2 separate regions of the Homo sapiens genome follow, and region 2 is linked to region 1. A link is a loop called in an ENCODE intact Hi-C map of the cell type or tissue named here. Cell type or tissue: dorsolateral prefrontal cortex. All regions are shown on one strand. Each heading gives the region's core, and the rest is flanking DNA. Links, peaks and the distances in the headings are about the cores only. Region 1 overlaps CPNE8-AS1 (CPNE8 antisense RNA 1). Region 2 overlaps CPNE8 (copine 8).

The links. Hi-C counts contacts between places; a loop is a spot of excess contacts. Peaks named below come from ENCODE experiments on the same cell type or tissue, not always from the same donor. Only the 100,000 strongest peaks of a DNase experiment are listed, where the experiment ranks them.
Region 2: it touches region 1 in a loop (8-fold over the local background); 5 of 110 quality-filtered maps call a loop at or near these places.

The regions. Positions count from the first base shown.
Region 1 is chr12:38,907,004-38,917,696 of GRCh38, reverse strand. It overlaps CPNE8-AS1 (CPNE8 antisense RNA 1), which reads right to left. Exons shown (of 2, transcript XR_007063275.1): 2 at 8,105-8,387. Among named protein-coding and RNA genes, the nearest start is that of CPNE8-AS1, 6.6 kb to the right of the region's middle. RefSeq lists an enhancer at 10,562-10,693. In dorsolateral prefrontal cortex, for the core only: no CTCF peak of the experiment used is centred there; no DNase peak of the experiment used is centred there.
Region 2 is chr12:38,681,339-38,692,031 of GRCh38, reverse strand. It overlaps CPNE8 (copine 8), which reads left to right. Exons shown (of 20, transcript NM_153634.3): 16 at 6,415-6,542. Among named protein-coding and RNA genes, the nearest start is that of CPNE8, 220 kb to the left of the region's middle. In dorsolateral prefrontal cortex, for the core only: no CTCF peak of the experiment used is centred there; a DNase peak (open chromatin) is centred at 5,279.

The DNA.
Region 1 (10,693 bases), core at 1,711-9,710:
GACCAGCCTGGCCAGAATAGTGAAACCCCATCTCTACTAAAAATAAATATTCTTTATTATGCCTGCCTCATATTCAACTGTGAAACATGCTTTATTTATCAAATTCCTTACTGATGAACACTTAATTTGTGTCCAGTCTTTGATATTGTTAACTGGTATAATAGGTAACCTTAGGCAAATATAATTTCACACATTTGCAAACATTTCTGTACAATGGATTCCTCAATTGGAAATGCCAGGTTAAATGGTGTGTGCATTTTTTTTAAAAGCCTTATTGAGGTATTATTGACATACAATAAACTATATGTAATTAAATTGTTCATTTTGATACATTTTGACATATGTATTCAACCATGAAAGCACCACCACAATCAAGGTTATCATTATAGCCATCACTCTCCACTGTTTTGCTTTTTCAGTATTACAAATAAAGCTGCTATGCACATCCATGTATATATCTTTGTATGAATATATGTTTACTTGGGCAAATACCTAGTGGTGGAATGGCTACATCATACGATCATATGATGAGTGTATGTTAAACTCATACATCATATGACCAGTGTATGTTTAACTTTTAAGAAACGTCCAGACTTCCGAACTGTTTTCCAAAGCGGCTGTATCATTTTACATTTCCACCAGCAGTATATAAAAGTTCCAGTTACTCCATATCCTCACCAATACTTGGTATAGCCAATTGTTTTTATTTTAGCCATCCTAATATGTGTGCTCTAGTATCTCACTGTGATTTTAATTTGCACTTTTATAACAATTAATGATGTTGAGCATTTTTTGAAGTATTTATTTGCTGTCTGTATATCTTCTTTGGTGAAGTGTGTGTTCAAACATTTTTTCAGTTTTTCAAATTGTGTTGTTAGGTTTGTTATTAAGTTTTGAGTTCTTTATATATTCTAGTCATTGATCAGATATATGTTTTGCAACATATTTCCTCTCCTATGTGATTTGTCTTTATTCTCTTAAGAATGTCTTTCAAATAATAAACATTTTTAATTTTGATGAAGTCCAGTATATCAGTTTGTTCTTTTCTGTATCAGGCTTTTCTGCCTCAACCTCCCAAGTAGCGAGACTTACAGGCTCCCACTACCGTGCTCAGCTAATTTTTGTATTTTTAGTAGAGATGGTGTTTCATCATGTTGGCCAGGCTGGTCTCGAACTCCTGACCTCAAGTGATCTACCTGCCTCGGCCTCCCAAAGTGCTGGGATTACAGGTGTGAGCCTTTGCACCCAGCCAAACTTTACAACATTCTAAGGGACTCACTTGTGAAATAACAATTTAATTATTTGAACTTTCAATAAAGAATATTGCATCTGTTATCACAAAATTATGGTAAATTTAACAGCAATTAACTTTACTATGAAAAACTGTTTTGTGAATTACAAGTTTTGCCTGAATCTCTTGGACAGTTAGAGAAAGGTCCTGTAGTATTTTAACATTTTCTAATTAAAATAATTATTTTCAAATATACCAAAAAGCCTAGGTTAGCTCATAAGAATGTCAATTATAACAAGTTACTAAACACCCAAGATTTATATTCTTTTTTTCCTCTCTGTCTCTATTTCCCTAGTTTCCAGCAAAATTTTTACTTTTTTGCATGGTTGCACATTCTAATTATCCACGCAGGAAAGAAACCAGAGCAGACTCTGACCACATACTAATTAATGCTTATCTGCCCTGCTCTAGCAGCGATCTAAATCAGGTTTGGAAATGAGGCATTAGTTCCTCATACATCTGGCTATAGTAGGCCAGAGGGGATTGTTCCTATATGAGGTCCTCAGCCATGCAGTTGCTTACTTAAGAGCTATTTTCTGGATTAATAGCATGTGAAGCAGGGTGGGCTTTATTCTCAAGACAGCACAGCAGGAGCTACAGTTGGGCTTCTAGGACATTTTGGTAGAAGAATCTGAAAGACAGTCCTTGGATGATTACAGAAAATCTTTAGAGGATTCTGTAACATTGGTAACTGCCCAAGAAAAAGAGTGAGGCAACCCACAGGGACAACAAAAACAAGGCAGAAATGTGGCCTTTGCAGCTTCTACCACAATGATCCCATTGACATCTTTCCCCTTAATAGCTTCTTCTTTTTATTTAGTGTCTTGATGCTGTTTTTTGTTTGTTTTTCTTTTCCTGTTTGTCCACGTGCTTCTTCCCAACTTGTTTCCTTGGTAGGACCTTTCTTTGTCCTTCTCTCCCAAGGCCAGATATGCATTATTTTTCTTCTTTTCCTTTCTTTCCTGGAGTACTCACCAAAATGCTTGGCATCAACTGCTAATTCTAAGCTATTGATTCCAATATCAACAATCTTGTCCTCTCACCAGTCCCAAATGCCTGTTGGACAGTCCATCCAAGTGCTCAGCTGTTGCTGAACTAAACATATCAAAGTGAATTTAGATACTTTTAACAGTCCTTGGCCACATAGCACCTCACTCACATCGGTGTACACTGAGTGCAAGGGACAATCAATGAGTGAGACAGATGGACCCCTATGCCCTTGAGGCTCAATGACTAGCAGGAGAAATAGGTATTAAGCAAATTGTCAAACAATGCTTATTCTAACTATGATAGTTAAAAGTTATTGCTTATTTTGGGCATTTAGGAAGGTGTCTGTAGACGCAAAATATTTTCGACTTCATACTCCTTTTATAAGAATGTATTTTTTCTTGTATTCTTTTGAAAAGTTTCAGAATTCTTTATGCCTGCCCTTTCTGATTCATTCTTGCAAATGGATTTCTTTCAGCAGTCTTGAAAAATCAAACTCTCTGAATTAGCAAATTTAGTGAAAAGCTACTTAGAAGACATTTTTGATAAATTTAGAGGTTGAAAATATTTATAAAAAATAAGTCTTGTTCTGTACTTAATAATCATGAAAAAATATCCCTGTAAAATTCTTATGGACAGGCCCCTTTCAAAGACATCTGGATTTCAAGGAGTAAAGGCTTTATTCTAGGAAGTCTCTCAATGTTAGCTGGGTATCATTGAGTAATTATATTCAAATAAATGTCTACAACTCTAGAAGAAACATACTGCTATTTTCTTTATTAGATAAAGGAATCCTCAGATTTCATATATGTCTCTTCTCTATGCATTAAGTTGTCCTGCTAGATTCATTGTTTAAAAAGCAATGCAAATGAGAGTATTTATTGAACACTTCCATGAGGAAATGACATTTTAGGTAGGCCATGAGGACTGAATAGGAGTTGGCCAAGTAAGACAGAATTAAAAAGAAGTACAGTTTAAAAGCTTTGAGAAGGAGAGGGGCAAAGTAAGTTAGAATAGTTCAAGGAAGGCTGTGTGGCTGAACTGTAGTGAATGTAGATGCCTCTTAGTCATATAAGCTACATAAGTAATTTTAAATTATTACTTGGGAGATAGGTGACACTTGGAATGCTCCTCTGGGAAGCTTACGTAAGAAAATAGAGCCAGAGGGTTTAAACCATCACCACCAAATTATGGTCATCACTATAATCAGCATCACTACTCTCATTTTAAGTGTTAAGTGCTAAATGAATTACATACATTTTCTCTAATTTTCACTAACTGTATATCACACATAATGGTATCATTTAACAGGTAAGAATACTGAGACTCAGAAGTACCTGAAAAGACTTTGTTGAGGTAGTGACATCTGATTTGGAGCCAAATATGTAAGTGTTAGCGAAAGAGGAAGGCAGAGAGGAGTATTACAGACAAGGAGAGTGGTATGAACAATTTAGGAAGGATTTTGTCAAGATCAGATTAATGTTTTATAAAGTGCATTCTAGCCATGGAATGAAGAGAAGATTGGAGGAGGGGACTGGAAACAGGGAGACAAGGTAGGAGAGTGCTGCATTCACCGGGGTGAAAGATGACCATAGACTAAACTAATGTCTACCATTAATGGAGTGGATGAGAGAATGTGAAAGTTGAGGAGATTTAAGAAATATTTAGGAAGTAGAATAGGTTGTCAGCACAATCCAATAGAACTTTAGAGAGTAGGCTGGGAGTGGTGGCTCACGCCTGTAATCCCAGCACTTTGTGAGGCCGAGGTGGGCGGGTCACCTGAGAACACGAGTTTGAGACCAGCCTGGCCAACATGGTGTAGCCCCATCTCAACTAAAATACAAAAATTAGCCGAGCATGGTGGCATGCACCTGTAATCCTAGGTACTCAGGAGGCTGAGGCAGGAGAATTGCTTGAGCCTGGGAGGTGGAGGTTGCAGTGAGGTGAGATCATGCCACTGCACTCCAGCCTGGGTGACAGAGTGAGACTCCATCTCCCAAAAAAAAAAAAAAAAAAAAAGAACTTCAGAGAGTAAAGGAAATTGTCTATCAATAGGGTAGCCCATAGCCAAGTGTGGATATTGAGCACTTGAAATGTATTAGGTTGGTGCACAAGTAATTGCAGTTTTTGCCATTACTTTTAATTGCAAAAACTGCAATTATTTTTGCACCCACCTAATTGTGCAACTGAAGAACTGCATTTTAAATTTTATTAAATAGCAATTAATTTAAATAGCCACTTGTGACTCATGGCTACTCTACTACAGTTCAGAATTGTATAATTTTAGATTGCTGAAAGTTTTACATATCCTCACTTTAATTACAAGATCTTTTAAGATAACTTTGTGCTGTCTATCCAAATTTGCACACTTCTTTGGTGAGTTTGGTTGTCTTTCTACTGTGCAAACATATGTAGTACTTAATTTTACTTCTATATTTACTTATATTGTAACCCTTTTCTATATTGGTCAGTTGTCTTTTTTTACCTGTTGGAAAGTGTCAAGTCCCATTTTTCCAGGAAAGTTTTAATAGCTTGTCTTTCTCATTAATATGCCTTCCCTTGAGCATCAATTACATTAGTCTATATCACATTATCTCATGACAAATCATTGCTTACCTCTTGCTCTTTCATATTCTTTATTGGTGCAATGAATTGAAGCTGGGTCTCACACTAAACTCTAAGATGCTTGGAAGGAGGGAAGATATCCTTCATGTCTTCTATATTTCTTCCTCCACCCCCACTGTTCAGCCTATAGTTGGCATAACAGCAATTCTTAAAGACAAATACTTGCTCACTACTCTGAGCCTACTCATTACAATGTATGCTACGAGATTTCTGGTTCCTTAAGTGTATTTGTTCTTTTCAATTAGAAAAAGTCTAAACTAGTGAAAAAAAAATATGAATGTCTTTTTTTTTTTTAAAGTGGGGGATACATGCTATTTTAGCCTCTATTGACTATTTTAAGTAGGTAGTCCCCAAGGATGCCTGCCATCAATTCCTTCCCTCATAATACGTGCATGCTGCTCTACCCTGTAAGTCAAGTCAGCCACCCCGCTCCCTCCAACTCCTTACAGTGGCCTTGAGACTTGCTTTGACAATTAGAAATCAGTGACACTGTGCCAATTCTGGGCCGAGGCTTTCGGAGACCTGGCAGCTTCCACTTTGGCTCTGGGAAAGCCAGCCACTGTGTTGTGGAGAAGCTCAGGAGAGACTCGAGAAGGAGGAGAAACCACAGAGCAGCTACTTGGGGGAAAGGCACTGAGCTGCCAGACATGGGAATGAAGCCTTGTTGGATTTTCCAGTCTGGCCAGCCTCTAGCTGAATGCAGCCATATGTATGACCCAAACTGATGCTACATGGAGCAGAACTGCCTGGCCAAGCCGTGCCCTAATTTCTGACCCAAAGAATCATGAAAAAGAGTAAAATCATGTTGTTTTGCATGACTAAATGCTGGAGGGCTAGTTATGCAACAATAGATAGCTGAAGTATTATCATTAAAAATAATAGAAGATTCAGTTATAGTAAAATAACTAACCTCCGTTTGGTCACCTTCCTGATCTACACTCTCTCTTAACTCTTGCAAGTTTATGGCCTCCCTTTACTGAATAGCCAGTGGGTGGAGCCAGTTGACTCTGTGATAATGGAAAACAAATATCCAAACCAACCCAAGACCTTCAAAACATCATGTGAAATAAATTATATGCTTAAATATGAAGTGTGAAATTCTGAAATTGAAAAGATTTTGCATTCTATGTGCTCTCTTAAGTGTAAAATTTACTTTGGAAACATTTACTTGAGACTAGGTTTACCTAAATAATCATACATGGTCCCTTAGAAAAGTGTTACTTGATTAAAATATTGGATTTACTGTCCCTAGACACTTATTCATGACAGATCTTAACTCTGTTATTATTTGTAGTATTTTAAAGTTGATTTTAAAAGTGATAGTCTTCCGACTGTCTTAGCTATTAGCAAGGTGGTAATTTATGAGGTTGGTGAGACACTGATCTTACTTGGTCACGAAGGTAACTTTAAGCAAACAGCATTAGTGATATTAACAATTTGAATGTTTGAAATGATTGAATTGTTTACATACTTGATCCACTTTGTACGGTTTAAAACCAGGTGGTTATTTGATCCAGAGAGAAGGCAGGTACTCAGAAAACATGTTTTGGCCACTCATCACAATGTCTTCCCTCATCTGTCACTCCCTAAAATTAAACAACTAGCCCATTTTTGCTGTGATATAAGTTTATTTTATTTTAAGCTGTGTCTTCATAGAGCAGGTCAACTAGCTAAAGTAATTATAAAGCTATCCACAGAGGTTAGAGAACTATGTATTTTCTTCAATTCCTGAGGGTATTTTAAAGGTGAGCATAGGGCAATGCTGGTATTTCTGACTTATCTTTGGCTAGGATAGTTGTTGGAGCCAATAGCGCAAATGTTCCATGATGAAGCTATACCCTGAAGAAATGCTCAGTCCAATTTGTTTTGGATTATGTGTGAGCTGATACATCACTTGCCAGGCAAGGTAAATATATTTTATCCTTATATTATAAGCATACACTGTTTCAGGGACATTCTTCAAAAAGTATGTTCCCTTCTTTCTGTTTTGTTGCTCTCATTGGAGACTCAACAGTGTTTTTTTTTTTGTTTGTTTTTGTTTTCTTGTTTGTTTGGTCTTTCTCTTCATGTGTTTTTCTCATTAGCCTCTCCTTAACCAAGCTATTTTGTAAATAAGTCCTTCTGAAAATAATGGTTAATAATCATTGAATTTACAAATTGAAGTCTTCTCTAATCTTGTGAAATAATAAAATCTCAGAAATGAAAAGAACTCCGTGATTCACAATAACCAAGATATGGCATTAATGTAGGTGCCCATCAACAGTGGATTGGATAAGGAAAATGTAGTACATATGCACCATCAAAATACTAGACAGCCATAAAAACGAACAAAATCATGTTCTTTGTAACACAGATGCAGCTGGAGGCCATTATTCTAAGAAAATTAATTCAGGAACAGAAAACCAAATACTGCACATTCTTACTTATATGTGAGAACTAAACTTTGGGTGCTCATGGACATAAAGATGGCAACAACAGACACTGGGGACTGATAGAGGGGGATGGGAAGGATGGAGGCAAACTTTGGGGAACTGTGCTCACTATCTGGGTGACAGGATAATTTGCATCCCAAACCTCAACATTATACAATCTATCTATTTAACAAACCTGCACATGTACGTCAGAGATCTAAAAGTTGAAACTATTTAAAAAACAGAGCTCGATGACTCAGTCAGTATAATCTTTACCCAATAATGTATCTCCTTGCTAACTTTTACTTGGTCTATAAGTGCCAGAAGGAGCTTTAGCTCTTAGATCTAGTACAGTGCCTAGTGCATAGCAGACATTGAATTAATGTCTGCTAAATCACTGATTCAGTGAATGATGGTTTATTACGTTATAGTAAATGTAACTTATCTTTGATTTTTAGCATATTCCAAGGGCTTTATGTTATTAATTTAAATGAATTTTAATAAATATAAACTTTTTATTATAAAATCTCCAAAATAAAAGTTTAGACATGTCATAATTTATATTTATATTATTAAAATTTATTTTTAAAAATTATATTCCTTTCTGTATTGTGCTAACTATAGCAACAGAATTTGAGTATACTTTCAAAGTTTTATCATTTAAAGCTTACTTCACTATGATGAATTTATAAGCACAGAACTTGAAAGAGTCAGCAAAATGGAAATAATAAATGTTATCGATATGTATTACTTTTCTTAGGGCTGCTGTAACAAATTACTGCAAGCCGAATTGCTTAAAACAACAGAAATTTATTCTTTCACAATTTTGAGGGTCAGAAGTCTAAAATCAAGGTGTTCCAGGGTCAGGCTCCTTCCAAGGTCTCTAAGAAAAACCTTTCCTGGCCTCTTCCAGCTTCCTGTGGTTACTGATAATACTTGATATTCTTTGCCTTTGGTGGTACAACTTCAGTCTCTGCCTCTATCTCCACATGGCCTTGTTCTCGGTCTGTATTTTTCCAAGTCTCTCTCTCCTTAAGCACACCACTCCACTGCTGACATATATTAAGGAAGACCTAAATAAATGGAAAGATATATAATGTTCATAGATCAGAAGATAAATTTGGATCAGATGTCAATTATTCTCTGATTTGTCCATAGAATCAATGCAACCCCAATGAAAATCTCAACAAGACTTTTTGTGGACCTTGTCTAGCTGATTCTAAAATTTATATGAAAATGAGAAGGATTAAAAATGAAAAAACAATTTTGAAGAGGATCAAAGTTGGAAAATTTATACTACCTGACTTTAAGAGTTATTTTAAAGCTATAGTAATCAAGACTCTGTGGCATTGGCTTAAAGAAAGACAAATAGGTAAATGGAATAGGATAGAGTCTAAAAAATGGACTCATAGATATATGTTAATTTTTGGCAAAGGATGCAAAGATTTTTCAATGAAAAAGGGTAGTATTTTCAACAAATGGTGCTAGCAAAATCTGATGACAATGTGTAAAAATGAGAACTTTGATTAGAAAAACCAAAATAAATTATAGAGATAAACGTAAAACCTAAAACTAAAATTTTAGGGGAAAGTATAGAAGATGATAATTTTTGTGATCTCACATTAGACAAATATTTCTTAGTTTTGACATCAATATTATGATTTATAATAGATAACGTTGAAGAACTAGATTCATCAAAATTAGAAACTTCTTCTCTTTGATAGACAGGAGAATGAAAACACAAGCCACAGACTGTCAGAAAATATTTTGTAAACCACATGCGATAAAGGTCTTGGATACAGAATAAAGAATTCTCAAAACTCAGAAATAAGAAAACCAACAACATAATAAAAAAATAAGTAAAATATATGAAGACACTTCACCAAAGAAGATACGTATACACATAGCAAAAAGACATAGGAAAATACGTTCAACATCATTTGTCATGAAGCCACATGAGATATTACTACACATCTGTTAGATAAGCTAAAATTTAAAAGACCATCATAAATGTTGGCAAGGATGTGTGCAACCAGATCTCTTATATACTGTTGTGGTAAAGAAAAGTAGTAAAACTCTTTTGAAAAAAAAGTTTAATAGTTTCTTTTTCTTTTTGAGACAGAGTCTCGCTCTGTCCCTAGGCTGGAGTGCAGTGGCGCGATCAATCTCCACTCACTGAAACCTCTGCCTCAGGGGTTCAAGAGATTCTCCTGCCTCAGCCTCCGGAGTAGCTGGGACTATAGGCGCACACCACCATGCCCGGCTAATTTTTGTATTTTTGGTAGAGACAGGGTTTCACCACGTTAGCCAGGATGGTCTCGATCTCTTGACCTCATGATCCGCCCACCTCACCCTCCCAAAGCGCTGGGATTACAGGCATGAGCCACCGCACCTGGCCTTAATAGTTTCTTAAAAAGTTAAACATACACATTCCATATGATCCAGCTGTTCCACTCCTAGGTACTTACCCAGAAGTAATGAAAACATACGTCCACAGAAAGAGTTGTACATATATGTTCATATCAGTTTCATTTGTAATTGCCCAAAGTTCGAACAACCAAAGTGTCCATCATCAGGTGAATGGACAATTTATAGCGCATATATACAATGAAATAAATTAAAAATTTATTTCATTAAATAAATGAAATTTATTAATTTAAAATAAATTAAAAATTTATTTCTTTGTATATATGAATAAATATTTAAAAAGTAGAATGAACTATTGATGCTAACATAGATGAATCTCAAAAGAACTTTGCTTAGTGGAAGAAGCCAGACCAAAAATACTACCTGCTTTATGATTCCACATACATAATTTTTAAAAATGCAAACTCTTCTATAGTGACATAAAGATCAGTGGTTGCTTAGAGGGTTGTTTCAGTGATGAAAGGAGGTACTGATTACGACGTAAGAAAACTTTTGGGTGATGGAATGATTCATTATTTTGATTTTGGTGATGGCTTCACAGGGAGATACATGAGTCAACATTTATCGAATGATGGATGCACTTTAAGTGCAGTTCATTATATATGTTATACCTCACTGAAGTGGAAACAAATTGGATGTAAGTATCCCACATGTTGACTACTAAAGTTCTCAAGTTTCATCTCTTCAGTAGGCTTCTGTAAAGTAAAATTCTGGTGAGCTTAAAAAAAAACCTAGATCTCTATGCCAAATTAACTTTGAGCAGCATAATAGAAATGCCTGGGGTTTTAGGGCATTTCCAAATCGCAGTAAACTACAGTTTAATTTGTAATAGGACAAGAGGAAGGAAAAAAAAAGAAGAAAAAGCGGTGGGTGGGGAAATCAGGAAAGGAAAGCAAGAAGAAACAGGGGAAGTACACTCGGCAGGGGAATCGGCAAGACTGCACCTACACAC
Region 2 (10,693 bases), core at 1,254-9,253, 230 kb after region 1:
GTGTGAGCCACTGTGCCCAGCATTAATTTGTTCTTTGAGCCCAATTAAAACACATATAGGTTAGATATTGCTGTGGTTTCAGTCTGTCCTCTCCAGAGTTCAGGTGCTGCTAATGTAATAGTATTAAGTGAGGCCTTTAAGAGCTAGTTAGTCTGCGAGGGCTCCACCCTCATGAATGAAATTAGGCCCTTATAAAAGAGGCCTTACTCAGCTCGCCCTGCCTTCTGCGATGTGAGGATACAGCCCTTACCAGGCAACTGAACCTACTGACTTCTTGATCTTGGACTTTCCAGCCTCCAAAACTGTGAGAAGTACTTTTCTATTGTGTATAAATTACCCAATCTCAGGTATTCTCTTATAGCACAAACAGAATAAGACAGAGAGATCAGACCTCTTTAAATCTATGAAAAATAGTCTCCCACATTGATGATGAAAATAAGAATGATTATGTTAATGATAATGTTTCAACTTCAGTAATCTCTAATGATTATATTACTTTAAAATTTTCAAAGCACTTTTGTTTTTCTTTTGGATAAGACAGACAAAGGTTAAGTAGGTTTTCAGTGAAATAGTATTTGACTCAATGCTGAGTATTTACTGAGTATCGAGTCACATACTTTATACTCATTATCTCATATAATCTTCATAAAATTCCTGTGTGGTAAATATTTCATGCTGACACATTGCACTGCTCTAGAAACTGCCAATCTCATTACCAACGGTGAGAAAAGTGCACCCAGGAGTTGTATAACTCAACTCAGAGGCTCAGAAGTTAACCATTGTCCCAAAGGACAGGACTTGAACCCAGGTCAGTCTTATTTTAGAATTCATGCTCTTAACTACAGCTAAACCCCATCTTATAAAAGCACCTGTAATCTCACCTCTTGGATGCATGCTTATATTAACACCATGATATATGTACCTTTATATAAGTTTTTATATAAAATTTCATCTTTCTCAAATGTTTTAAGAGGAGTATTACATTTTTATTTTTGTATTTATTCTTACTTTTCTATTCCATCACCCACACAATTTCTAGAGAGGTTGCTGGAGGGCTTAATTCTTTCTTCCATGAAATAGCCCACATGCCACACTCCCAGTGTCATAAAAATGAGTATCTGTTGGGATTTTGTTGTGTCTTAGAAAATTAAAATCTCCCAGAAACTTATAAAACCATGAAAATCACTCATGTGATTCTAAGTCTGAAGTGCCTCAGGAAAAAGGTCATGAGCTATTTTAAAGCCTAAGAAAAGGAATAATTGTGTTAAGCTAAATGAGAGGTTTATTAATTTTCTCTCCATACATTTCTTCCTCCACTAGTGTGTATTTTTTTCCTTTTTCCTCCCCTCCACTTTTCTCCTTTTCTGCTTTTCCTACCTCCACATTTACCCCTTGTAACCAAAGCTATACAAGTATCTACTGCTAAGGAATGATATATATTTTTGGTTATTTACACCATAGTCTGTTCTTTGAGCCCAATTCGAACATTTATGGAATAGAGATCATACCCCTTTAAATCTATGAAGAATAGCCTCTCAAATTGACGATGAAAACAACAATGATTATGTTGATGATAATGCCTCAACTTTAATATTACCGAATGATTATATTACTTTAATTTTTTTCAAAGCACTTCTGTTTTGTTGGATAAATAAGGCAGATATGGGTTAAGTAGGTCTTTAGTGAGATAGTATTTGATTTCATTCTTGCTGAAGTATTCTGTGTTAAGCTCATCCTAAGTCACTGCAATATCTATCTGTAGGTACTGAAAATGACAAATACAAAAAGTTCAGTTTCATGACAGTCTTGTCTTTCATGAACTACCTGATGTTAATAAACCCTCGTATTTCCATGGTATGAATTTGTGATATATGTTCTCTAACATTAACCTATTTATCTCACCACATTCACATAATTCTTTTGGATAGCAAGGGAGTCTTCTTAACAACTTAAATTACCCCCAGTGTATAAGTTTTGGCCAGTACAGATGTTGAACTTAAGCTTTGCTCGTTTGAAAAGGTCTCAGTAAATCCCAGCTTTTTATGTGAGACACACTATGAGAAAAGGAAAAGGAATGGGAGAGGAAAGGAAGAATTTCCTAATATTACCATTTCAAGACTTATGGTTATGAAAAGAATGAGTCATTGCTCTCCTCTCATTATCATTCTTGATGACTCCTTTTGGATTTATAACTGAAAACGCAATAGTGCGGAGCTCTGGTAGAGGTATTTCTAATGAGCTTGTGGCCAGTGGTCCTTAAAAGAAGGTCTTCCATGCGGACCAATAGAGAAACGCTACACCTGTCCAAGTGATTTCTCCTGGGAAATACCTAAATGCACTTGCATGCTTTTCACTTATTTTGGCATTTATACAAATGTATGCAATTTAATATTTATGTGTATGTATTTTTTTGCCAAGTAGGCACCAGTAATTTAATAACTAAGAGTCTTTAACACTGTACTGTATATAAAACAGAAGCTCAATAGGTGTTTGTTCATTGAATAAAAGGAAGAATTCTCTCAGCTTTTTCCCACAGTAAGCAACAGTCACATTTCAGAGTAGAGCAACAGCCCCTAAGAGCTTCTTTTCAGTATTTTGTCAGCTTGTTAGCCCTGCTGAAAACTGTCACAGGCTGCAGGCAGCAACAGAGATGACAGACTTCTTGCATGGAGATGAATCCACACCCTCAGCACAATCCCTGAGGGAGCTAAACGGGAGGAAAAATGGGTAAGAGCTGGGCACTCCTCCCCACTTAAGTCTGAGTGGTGAGATTATTAATCATTTTAAAGTCAGATCTTTATGCTTTTCTATGTGTTCTACAAGTTAACATGTGTTATTTTATAAATGGAAAGGTTGTTAATTAGGAGGGAAATATGAAATAAGGCATCCATTGCCCTCTTCATTAATAAACAACAAAATTAAATGTGCTTATTTTTTAAAAAATCCTGTGTTTTACTTTTGTGTCAGAACCACAACTGGACTTATTCTAATTTGTTTTAACAAGCAATAACTGATTCCCTGCATAATTATTTCAAGAAATGAGTTTTTAAACACATTTAAAATGTTTTTACTTATTTCACTAGTTTTGGGGGAACAGGTGTTTTTTGATTACATGGATAAGTTCTTTAGTGGTGATTTCTGAGATTCTGATGCACCCATCACCTGAGCAGTGGTCACTGAGTTATCCTTCACCTTCCTCCCACCTTTCCCCGCCAGTCTCCAAGTCCATTATATCATTCTTATGCCTTTGCATCTTCATAGCTTAGCTCCCACTTATAAGTGAGAACAGACAATATTTGGTTTTCTATTCCTGAGTTACTTCACTTAGAATAATGGTCTCCAACTCCATCTAGGTTGCCGTGAATGCCATTATTCCATTCCTTTTTATGGTTGAGTAGAATTGTAGTATACACACACACACACACACACACACCACATTTTCTTTATCCACTTATTGGTTGATGGGCATTTAGACTGGTTCCATATTTTTGCAATTGCAAATTGTGCCACTATAAAGGTGTGTGCAAGTAACAGACTTAAAAATCTTTTTATAACTCATTACAACTTTCTTATTAAGAAGAAAATCTCATTTTAGTAGCTATAAAATATTTTAAATAATCCTGATATAATCCAGAGCATATACTAAAAAGAAGGCATAATTTTATATAAGGTATTCTTATCGTCTAAGACATATGAGGAAACCTTAGAGCAACTTATTATGGTAGGACTAATTCATAAATCATTAAACATTCCATGTTGATGAATAGAACATCTAATGATTACCTTTCCATTCTCAAAGAAGAGAAAAATGGTGACCTTGTAGTTTCAATTCCAGAGAAATAGTGATAACATACAGTTTCATCAAAACGTAAACCTCCAATCAACATGTTAAAAAATAAAAGTAGCTCAGGACTACCCTAGTTTGTAACTGTTCCCTTAAGGTAGATATATAATACATTTTTATATGCCCAAAATCAGTAATGAGTTTTAATTTTAATTAGCTTCATACCTTATCAAGGGAAAAGAGCACCATAAAACCTTAAAGGAATGTTAAATAGGTCGGCTCAGATTAACATCAAAACACTAACTGCTTTGTGCTAAATATTAAACTTATCTTTTACATTCTGTTTTCAGCCAAGTCATGCAACCAGTTTTATAATGTAAAGCAGGCTTTTATTTTTATACTTTCAAAAATGTATGAGGGTTAATAAAAATGTTTGAAGAAAAGACAAAATTAAAAGAAAAAAAGTGGATATAAATCCCTCTGTCACGAATGATAAAATTGAAGTAGTTGGTAACATTTGGCCCCGTTTCCTAAGCTCCCCAGCCTTGTAGAAAGCTTTGCATTTTGGCCGGGTGCGGTGGCTCACGCCTGTAATCCCAGCACTTTGGGAGGCTGAGGCGGGTGGATCACCTGAGGTCAGGAGTTCGAGACCAGCCTGGTCAACATGGCAAAACCCTGCCTTTACTAAAAATACAAAAATTAGCTGGGTCTGGTGGTGCATGCCTGTAGTGCCAGCTACTTGGGAGGCTGAGACAGGCAAAGCACTTGAATCCAGAAGGCAGAGGTTGCAGTGAACCGAGATCCGGCCATTACACTCCAGCCTGGGCAACAGAGCAAGAGTCCGTCTCACAAAAAAAAAAAAAAAAAAAAAAAGAAAGTCTTGGCATTTCGTAATTTGGTAGCATAATGGTGTTTAAGAAATTGAGCTCTGGAGTTAGACTGCCTCGTTTAAATCTTAGCTCTCCTCTTCGTGTTGTGTGACCTTAGACACAGTATCAAAGTTCTCATTGCCTTGGTTTCTTTATAAAGTGGGGTTAATGGCAGTCCTACATTTTTAAAGTTATGGAAGTTATATATGTAAATATTTTAGTATAAAACTTGGTATATAGAATTCAATAAATTTTAGTTATAGATTACTGGTTACTTGTGATTGTTCAAGTAAAAACATGTATGCTAAAATTATTCCTAACTCTGTTTAAATGTAGTTAGTATCACTAGTGCATAAAAAAATATACACATGATTTTAGATATTCCCCTTCCTGAAGTGGAGGCTATCTTCTTTTTCTCAAGTGTGAACTAGACTTAGTAACTCATTTCTAGAAAATGGATTAAAGTAGGAGTAATGATGTGTAACTTCTGAGACTGGCTCATAAAAGGCATTGGGGCTTTGTCCTTGCCCTTTCTCTGGGATCACTCAATCTGGGGAAAGTTAGCTGCCATGTTATGAGAACACTCAAGCAGCCCTGTGGAGAGTCCATTTGGCCTCCTGCCAACAGCCATGTAAGTGAGCCTTTTTGGAAATAGATCCTTCTGTCCACTGTCAAGCTTTCAGATGACTGCAGCCCAGGTCGGCATCTTCAATGCAACCTCATGAGAGATCCTGCTCAGGAACCACCGTGCTGAGCTGCTTCTGGATTCCTGAGACTTCAAAAATGTGTGAGATAATAAATGTTCATTGCTTTAAGCCACTATACAGAGGGTATAACTTTGGGGGTAATTTGTTACATAGCAATAGATAACTAATACATGGTCTTGTGTTATTTGTGTAATTTGGACTAGGAGAATTAAACCTAATAATGACAGGGCATTTAAGGTGTGAAAAAGCCAGCCTAGGTGTTCAGGTTAAAGTTGCCTCAGGTCCTGTCCCCAGAATAAGAGCTTGGGTTAAAGTTGCCTTTCTGGGCGCTGTTCCCAGAATAAGAGCTTCTTAACAACAAGCTCCATTTCCCTTTAATGACCTGGATTTTTTTTTTATTCCTTTCCTTTTGCCTTGTCTTGATATTCCCCACACCAAATTATATTCCCTCTGACTCCTTCTCTACTTGGAGTTATCAATTGTGGCCTGAAAATGTTCATGTGGCAGATATTTTACATTTTTTCTGCTGTCAGGTAAAATTGTTTGAATTGATAGCATTTATTTCTTCTAATTTTAATACATGTTCACTGCAGAAAAATTGGAAAAATAGAGAATAGGTTAAAGGATGAAAGTAAAGTTATCAGTTATCTAACCACCCAGAGGTAGCCACTATTAATACGTTGGTTTTCTTCTTTTTAGGATTTCTATATGTTTATCTCCACATGTACCCAAACCTGTGTAAATTAAGATACTATTAATTTTAGGCTGTTGTGGTGTTCAACTTCTTATTTAAAATTTTCTTCTGCCATTTTTTAAGAGTATAGATTTTTAATGATTGTACATTATATCATGTTATTATCTACATAATATATCATAATCGATTGTTGATCACTTACTTAATGTATTATTTTTTTGCTATTGTAAATTTATGAATAAGAGTTCCTCAAAAAATATGAGTGTCAACGTGTATTATTCTCATCTCTTTCAATTGATCTTCATGGAGATTTACTTTTTTACTGTTGTTTTGTTTTGTTTTGCCTATAAATTTCTACAGAATGGGAATCCTCAAAACCCCTACTGTGATGGCATTGAGGGGGTCATGGAGGCTTATTACAGGAGTCTGAAATCTGTACAACTATATGGGCCCACCAACTTTGCTCCTGTAATTAATCATGTAGCAAGGTAAGTAGAGAGTAGACAAGGTGCTTATTCTGATGTACTGGAACATGGTGAACTCATAACATTGTTGCTAGCATGACTCCACACATGAAAGTTGTTTTCTTCTAGTTTACCTCCAAGAAAGTGGGGAAAAAATGTATGTTAGAAAGAGTCTCTATCAAACGATCATGATACTTTGCTGAGAACTGTACATTAAAATATCAAGTGAAGAAACATTTGCTGGGTTATGTTAGGAACTATCTTTGTTCAACTAAGGAAAACATTTTCTTAGGAAAAGGCATCCATGAGGAAAATAACAAGATCAATGGTGATGCCAACTGTGTAAATCATTCTTATCTAATATCACATTCCATAATAGTAATAAGTAGCATAGAAGTAGTAAGAGACTGAATTCTATTAGATGACTACTTGAAGCTGTCAACGACATATAGGGCACATTATTTTAATCTCTCTGAAATGAATATAGTAGCTAATTTATAAATTCCCAGAGCTCTACCTGTATATGGTACATAGTACTGAGATCAGAATATAATTGCTTATTACTCCAAGTACATGTTCTGAAGAAAATGTTAAAATGTTAAAAATAAATCTATACATACTTATCATTTTTTCGTTAGTACATAAATGAATTAGACAACACTTTTTAAATCCCTAGAAAGTTTGGCCTATGTAAATCCTATGACACCCTGAATTATTTTGAGATAATTAGAAATTGCATATCCTTTCAAATATGTAGCCAGAACTTGAAAAAAATTATGTATTTTGGTCAGTTTATCAAGTACAAAGGCAATGTGAAACCCCAGTTCTCTGAAGGTTCTAGTACTTTACCATCTTCCCTAATGAATATTACCGGCAACTTCAGTGTGCTCTACTTTTCATTATCTGGGACACGGACAAAATGCTAAAATATCCCTTGCACCCAGGGCTGACCCCAGTGCAACTTCCCTGTGGAACTCCAACTCAGGTTGACAGTGATACATTGATGACTTTTCTCTGAGTGTGACCCTTCGGCTTGAATTTTTCGGACAAAATCATCTGCAATCTCTACTAAAATATGAATTTTATTAATATATATTAACCCTGTACATACACAACCCCCCAAAAAAGTTACTCATGAAATGGTACTTAGTCTTACCTGTTTTATCTTTATTTCTATGGCACCTGTTCTTCTCTATTTCTCTTTTCTTAAATACAATCTTGGCCCCCAAAATTGATCTCACAATCCATTAATGGGTCATTACTTGCAATCTGAAAAACATATCCTAGCTTATTATACTAGCCGATGTAAGTAATGTCATATATACTATATATTGATGGCAGTCAAATAAAGCAGAATATAATACCATGCTAATGCAAGATAAATTATAATTGATGGCCACACTACCCTGCAGATCACTTTTTTATAAAAAGATAAGAGAAAAATGACAAGAATTCTTTTGTATGAACTCATGCTGGTTATTAGAAATGTGTTCATCAATGCTTACCAAGTAATTTCATAATTTTTTCTGGTATATATTTATAGTAAAAGTTAAAGTGATAGATATAAAATATCTAGGTGCATTTCTATATACATTTAAAATCAAAGGCTCCACAGTGTTCTATTGCGATTTTTTGTTTTATCTATCATTTTGTAAGTTCTTGAATATAGGAGCACCTGCTAGTGAAAGCTTTCAGACTCCTTGAAAATAAACTATGATCTAATAATTCTTTATTATTTTTTACATGAGAAAATTAAGAAAAACAGTAAGAGATGGCTATTTAAGAGTCATCTTTTCCTTCCAATACAATATAGGAAGTTCCATGTATACATTTCTTAGTATAAGACCACAAAAGAAATGCTTTTATCCTTTCATCTTTGAATTTTATGTTTAATTGTATTTTTAAGCTTGTATTGAGACAGACAATTTCTGTCTGACCCAAAATTATCATTCAAAAAGTTTAACAACTAAGCAGACGAGGTACTATTTTTTTCTCTATTAAGAGAAGCGCCATAGTTATAGTGTGTGTGACCTCCATTTATGTAAAATTCTTGCTTTATATAACTCTTAAAAGCTTATCAACAGTACTTAGCATCATACCTATTATGTAGGAGGTAAGTATTCAACAAATGTCTAAAACACAAATTCTGTATATGTTAATATATTATCATTAAAAATTATTTTTAGCAATGTCAAAACAAATATATATTCATACTTTTTATATTGGCTTGATATTATTTTCCTTAAGTATATTTTCTATGTGGGTAAAAGCTCAGTATTTATTGTCATTTTCTAGAAGCATTTTAAAGAATGCTTACTCTTTTTAAGAATAACAATTTTAAGCACGTTTATTTTTAGGATTCATATCTATGTATCTCTGATCTGTTTGACTTTTTAGGTAATATTAATGAGGTAACAATATTGTAAAATAGACAAGACTCAAAGCATCAAATTTATAAAATTTGAAGGTTTTATATGCTTTTTTTTGAGGCTTTCCAGCCCCTGCTTCTGATTTCTTGCCTTTCCAGTCCTCCTTTTCCAGTGCTCTCTGGGGAACAGCATTTCAAATGATGTAAAATCCTACTCAACATCTGTTGATGCCTTGTCATAAATTTAAGTGCAGACGGTTTAGCTTGGCATTCAAGAACATCCAGTATTCAACCAGCACTCACCCATCCAACCTCATTTCCACATTCTCTCAAATGTACTGCACTTCAGTCACAGAGAATCTCTGCTTCTTCTGGTCTATGATATCATTCCATGCATGTGTCTATTACTAATTTGATACTACTCTGTGGTTACATGTAGATCTTTTCCACATTGAAGGGAGGAATTATTCATTGTGACATTCATATACATGCACATATATACATATAAAAATAAAAGCCACAGTACTTTGGATATACTGAGATATCTGTACCCATTTGTTTAATTAAATTATCTGAATACCACATGAGGTTTTGTTTGTTTGCTCTGTCGCCCAGGCTGGAGTGCAGTGGGATGATCTCGGCTCACTGCAACCTCTGCTTCCCAGGTTCAAGCAATTCTCCTGCCTCAGCCTCCCAAGTAGCTGGGATTATAGGTACCCGCCACCATGCCTGGCTAATTTTTGTATATTTAGTAGAGACAGGATTTTGCCATGTTGGCCAGTCTGGTCACAAACTCTTGACCTCAGGCGATCCGCCCGCCTTGGCCTCCCAAAGTGCTGGGATTATAGGCGTAAGCCACCACGCCTGGCTGAGTTCATTTTAATTAACAAAGTTATAATAGGAAACTAAAGAACCTTTTTGGTTTTGAGACAGAATCTCTCTCTGTCACTCAGGCTGGAGTGTAGTGATGCGATGTCAGCTCATTGCAAACTCCACCTCCCAGGTTCAAGCAATTCTTGTGCCTCAGCCTCCCGAGTAGCTGGGAATACTGGTATGTGCCACCACACCTGGCTAATTTTTGTATCTTTAGAAGAGACGGGGTTTCGCCTTGTTGGCCAGGCTGGTCTCCAACTCCTGGCTTAAGTGATCCACCCGCCTCAGCCTCCCAAAGTGCTGGGATTACTGGCATGAGCCACTGGGCCCAGCCTAAATACTCTTTTAAATGATAATGCTTAGCCAATCTTAATGACCTATGGAAATGTGATTGTGATTAACACCTACTGTATCAGTCAGGGTTCTCCAGAGAACAGAACCAACAGGAGACATATAGACATGGACATAGATAAAATATAGAGATATATTTTAAGGAATTGGCTCATGTAATTGTAAGGGATAGCAAGAATGTAATTTGTAGGACAGGTTGGTAGATTGGAAACTCAGGTAGGATTTCATACTGCAGCCTTACGTGAGTATTCCTTTTTTTCTGGGAAACCAGTTTTTGCTCTTAAAGCCTTCAACTAATTGGATGAAGCTCCTTTACTTAAAGTCATTTGATGGTAGGTGTTAACCATATCTATAATCTTTGATTAAATAAGTGGGATTTATAGTCTAGTTGACACATAAGCATCATCATCCTACCTACTAAAACAAAGAAATATATTGCCATTATGTTGTAAATTGACAACAAATTTAAATTCTGAGAAATAATTTTAGGTTCTTGCAGATATGAACTTAATACTATGTTGAATGTCTAAAATACTATGTTTAAATCTTATTAATCACAATAGAAAGAAAAATATTTTTAAAA